Regions from separate parts of the Homo sapiens genome. Here region 1 is linked to region 2. Evidence: read pairs that join two places in POLR2A ChIA-PET (ENCODE). Cell type or tissue: HepG2. All regions are shown on one strand.

Region 1 (2,500 bases), 370 kb before region 2:
ATTGGAAGGCTAATGGTTATAGAACATACATGGATTGGCTGGGCGCAGTGGCTCATGCCTGTAATCCCAGCACTTTGGGAGGCCAAGGAAGGTGGATCACCTGAGGTGAGGAGTTCGAGACCAGCCTGACCAACATGGAGAAACCCCGTCTCTACTAAAAATAGAAAAATTAGCCGGGCGTGTTGGTGCATTCCTGTAATCCCAGCTACTCGGGAGACTGAGGCAGGAGAATCGCCTGAACCCGGGAGGCAGAGGTTGTGGTAAGCTGAGATCACGCCACTGCACTCCAACCTGGGTAACGAGCAAAACTCCATCTCAAAAAAAATAAACTTAGATGGATCAGCCTCAACAATACAAAGTAAACATAGATTGGAAGGTAGGCTGAACAGCTCAAGGAAAGTGGAGGGCAAAGGCACTGATATCCTCATCTTAAAAAGGAGGAGTCAAAAGATACTGTCCACATTTGATGGAACAAGAAATAAAGATGTTAATGTATTACTTAAATTCTAAAAGGCAAAGAACCAAAAATTGTAACACACTTATCATGAAAAGTCACGGGAAAGGGAGGTGAGAACAAAAGTGAGCAAAATTGTCAGCTATCACAACAGGACGTGAAGAAAGAACATATAAAACAGAAGTAATAAAAATCAAGAAAGTGGCCGGGCGTGGTGGCTCATGCCTGTAATCCCAACACTTTGGGAAGCCAAGGTGGGCAGATCACAAGAGACCAGCCTGGCCAACATGGCAAAACATCGTGAAACGTCTCTACTAGAACTACAAAAATTAGCCGGGCACGCCGGGCATGGTGGCTCACGCCTATAATCCCAGCACTTTGGGAGGCCGAGGCGGGCGGATCATGAGGTCAGGAGATCCGAGACCATCCTGACTAACATGGTGAAACCCCGTCTCTACTAAAAATACAAAAAAAGTTAGCCAGGCGTGGTGGTGGGCATCTGTAGTCCCAACTAGTCAGGAGGCTGAGGCAGGAGAATGGCGTGAACCCGGGAGGCGGAGCTTGCAGTGAGCCGAGATCGCGCCACTGCACTCCAGCCTGGGCAACAGAGCGAGACTCCATCTCAAAAAAAAAAAAAAATTGGCACGGTGGCAGGCACCTGTAATCCCAGGTACTCAGGAGACTGAGGCAGGGACAATTGCTTGAACCTGGGAGGCAGAGGTTCAGTGAGCCAAGATCACGCCACTGCACTCCAGCCTGGGTGCAGAACGAGACACCGTCTCAAAAAAAAATCAAGAAAGCGTATTATTTACAATCATATAGATAAGTACCATTAGAAATAGCTGAAAGAGAAGTACAGTGTAAGTCCTCACGTAATGTCATTGGTAGGTTCTCGGAAATTGTGACTTTCAGCCAAACAACGTAGTATATAACAAAAGCAGTTTTTTGGCCGGGTGCAGTGGCTCACGCCTGTAATCCCAGCACTTTGGGAGGCCAATGTGGGAGGATCACTTGAGGTCAGGAGTTCGAGATCAGCCTCGCCAACATGGTGAAACCCCCATCTCTACTAAAAATACAAAAATTAGCCGGGCAGGGTGGTGCATGCGTGTAGTCCCAGCTACTTGGGGGGCTGAGGCAGGAGAATTGCTTGAACTAGGGAGGTGGAGATTGCAGTAACCCGAGATAGCACCACTGCACTCCAGCTGGGGTGACAGGGTGAGACTCTGCCTCAAAAAAAAAAAAAAAAAATTTTTTACTGTAGGCTAATTGATATAAACAAGAGTTAAGTTCCTATGGCACATTTCTGGTCACAAAAACATCACCAAACTTCTAAATATAGTCTAAAACACTTGTAGCATTAAACATGGAAATAAATGTGGGCTACACATATATTTAAGAAAGAGTAGTAAAAACAAGATAATTATTTGCCCAGTGATTCTAGATCAGGGTCATGGGTGTAGGAGCCTCTCCAGCAGCTCAGGGTACCAGGCAGGAACCATCACAGGGCATGCTCACTCACATTGGGACAGTGTAGACATGCCAATAAACCTAATGTGCACAGCTTTGGGATGTGGGAGGAAACCCACATGGACATGAGGAGAATGTGCAAACGCCACAGGGACAGTGGCCCCAACAGAAAGTCGATTTTCTTTCTCATCAACATTATAAGGAAATAACGTGTTATTCCAGGACCTGCTACAGTTGCTTTGGTGGGGGGGAGAAGGGTAAGCCAGGAAGAACAAAGGGTAGGTAAGGCAAAGGATTACTGCTTTAAAATAGTTTTTCACTGGATAAACACAATATGGTCTATCCATACAATGGAATCCTATTTAGCCTTAAAAAGGAAGGAAATTCTGACACAAGCTACAACATGAATAAATCTTGAAAAATCATGCTAGGTGAAATAAGCCAGCCACAAAAGGAAAAAATACTGTATGATCCCACTTATAAGAGGTAGCTAGGGTAGTCGAATTCCTAAGAGACAGAAAGTAAAAGGGTGGCTGCCAGGGGCTGAAAGGAGGGGATCGGGGAGTTAGTGTTTAATGG
Region 2 (2,500 bases):
CATCAGCTTTTTAATATCAGCTGTTTAATTTATCTCCCATATCCCTTCTAAATTATGAGAGAATGGCTTCCAGATAATGGTATGTGTGAATACATACATAACTGTAACTCCTGAAACCCCAGGAAGACAGGAAGAAAGAGATTTTTATGTAGCATTAGCACGTAAGAAAAGGATGGCGGAGGAGTTTGAGACCAGCCTGGGCAATGTAGCGGGAGACTCTATCACTAAAAGAAAGCAAAAGAAAAAAGGATGGAGAGAGGGAGACAATGGGACTTGTTTTTCACAACAGACTCAGCGGAATTGTTTGAAACTCTGTACCCATGTAACATTGACATGAATAAAAATAATGAAAATATTTAGAAGCGAATTCTACAAAAGGCAAGGAAGTTAGTATTAAAACTCTTGAATTTGGCCAGGTGTGGTGGCTCAAGCCTGTAATCTCAGCACTTTGGGAGGCCTAGGCAGGTGGATCACTTGCAGTCAGGAGTTCAACATGGCGAAAACTCGTCTCTACTAAAAAATAGAAAAATTAGCTGGGCATGGTGGTAGGTGCCTATAATGCTACTCAGGAGGCTGAGGCAGGAGAACTGCTTGAACCTGGGAGGAGGAGGTTGCAGTGAGCTGAGATCGCGCCACTGCACTCCAGCCTGGGCCACAGAGCGAGACTCCGTCTCAAAAAAAAAAAAAAAAAAAGTATTGTATTTATTTGGTAAACTTTGATTCTGTGCGTCCACTGGGGCCCTTCCTGTAGTGAAGGCGTATGATAGATTTCTCCCCATTTAAAAAAAAAATTTAGAAGGTTATGGGTGTCTTTGTGTCTGTGGCACTTTGTCAAAGCTCTGATTCAGCCAGGTGCAGTGGCTCATGCCTGTAATCCTAGCACTTTGGGAGGCCAAGATGGGAAGATCGCTTGAGCCCAGCAGTTTGAGACCAGCCTGGGCAACAGAGAGAGACCCCCATCTCTATAAAAAATTAAAAATTAGCTGGGCTTAGTGACATGTGCCTATAGTACCAGCTACTCAGCAGGGTCACTTGAACTCAGGAGATCGAGTCTGCAGTGAGCCATGATTGTGCCACTGCACTCCAGCCTGGGCGACAGTGAGACCCCGTCTCCAAGGGGAATAAAAAAAAAATAACAGGTGTGGTGGCTTATGCCTGTAATTCTAGCACTTTGGGAAGCTGAGATGAGTGGATCACTTGAGCCCAGGAGTTCAAGACACCTCCTGGCCAACATGGTGAAACTCTGTCTCTACAACAAATACAAAAATTAGCCAGTTGTGCTGATGTGTTCCTGTAGTCCCAGCTTCTCAGAAGGCAGAAGTGGGAGGATCACTTGAGCCCCAGAGGTCAAGGCTGTAGTGAGCTGTGATTGCACCACTGCACTCCAGCCTGGGTGACAGTGAGACCCTGTCTCAACAAAATTTTAAAAAGCTGATTCATTTTCTGAATCTTTTGTCAGGAATACAACCCTCAGTTACACCATTGCTCAAGAGGGAAGCTGTGACCTGTTGGTGGACCTGTTTCCCTGGATTGGAAGTTGTGTCATTTTATGAAGAAAAGCAGAGACCACTTAGTGTGTTGTTCCCCTTGCAGGTGCTCTTCAGAACTGGAAGCATCGTGCTCCTGGGAGCCTTTCCTTCCTCATACACCCCACTTGTCTCCTGTTTGTACCTCCTCTCCTTTCCATACTTCCTCTCTATCTTACCAAACAAACATGGTATTGTTTTCCATTCCTCATGTTGTGTTACTGGCTCTTTGTGGTCCTGCTGACCTAAAGATGCTTAACTTACTACTAACAGTCTTCTTTGTGTGATTGCTGTTTTCCCGTTGGGACACGTTCTGTTCTTGTTATTTATGTGCAGGATGTGAGATGTAGGAAAAGCCTGTACCCTTTGATACCCTTTTAAACTTACTTGTACTTCTGTTGAATTCACCATCACTGGTACCTTTCTGAAGAACTGACTTTCCAGACATGAAAACCTTTTCTCTCTGAACTCCTAGATCACATTCTAGATTTCTTATGGCTTCATGCCTGTTCTACCCTTGTTTGTTCATACCTGATCTCCCCTAGTAGGCTATAATCTTCCTGAGGCCAGGACAAATGTCCTTCTTCTTAGTGTTCCCATAGTGCTGATCTAATGCAGTGATATATACATTGTGAATGTGTGAATTCTTGAAAGTTCAAAATTGCATTGATTCTGTTTCAATCAAAACCTCTATAGGATATGCATAGGTATTTGATTTGTTTGTCCTCAACCTCAGAGTACATGTCTCTGTTTCTAACTTCCAAATCTAAAAAAGAGGAACTCTCTAAAGGCCTTCAATCTCTATGGCTTCTCCCCCTTAGATTTATTAAGCACTCACTGAATGCCTGGTGTAGATACTTTGTTATGGTGGGCAGGTAGAGAAATACCTTTTACAATTCAGATTCAAAGACAAAGTAAGTACATGAAACAATCAGAGTAGTTACAGGCAGCATTATCATAATGTACAATCTGTG

What was found. Peaks named below come from ENCODE experiments on the same cell type or tissue, not always from the same donor. Only the 100,000 strongest peaks of a DNase experiment are listed, where the experiment ranks them.
Region 1: POLR2A ChIA-PET joins it to region 2 with 9 read pairs; 1 of 35 experiments calls an interaction of 5 or more read pairs at or near these places.

The regions. Positions count from the first base shown.
Region 1 is chrX:24,193,949-24,196,448 of GRCh38, reverse strand. The region is part of intron 5 of ZFX (zinc finger protein X-linked); the gene reads right to left. Among named protein-coding and RNA genes, the nearest start is that of ZFX, 45 kb to the right of the region's middle. In HepG2, no CTCF peak of the experiment used is centred here; no DNase peak of the experiment used is centred here; H3K4me3 peaks cover 277 bases.
Region 2 is chrX:23,825,699-23,828,198 of GRCh38, reverse strand. No RefSeq gene overlaps it. Among named protein-coding and RNA genes, the nearest start is that of SAT1, 44 kb to the right of the region's middle. In HepG2, no CTCF peak of the experiment used is centred here; a DNase peak (open chromatin) is centred at 1,408.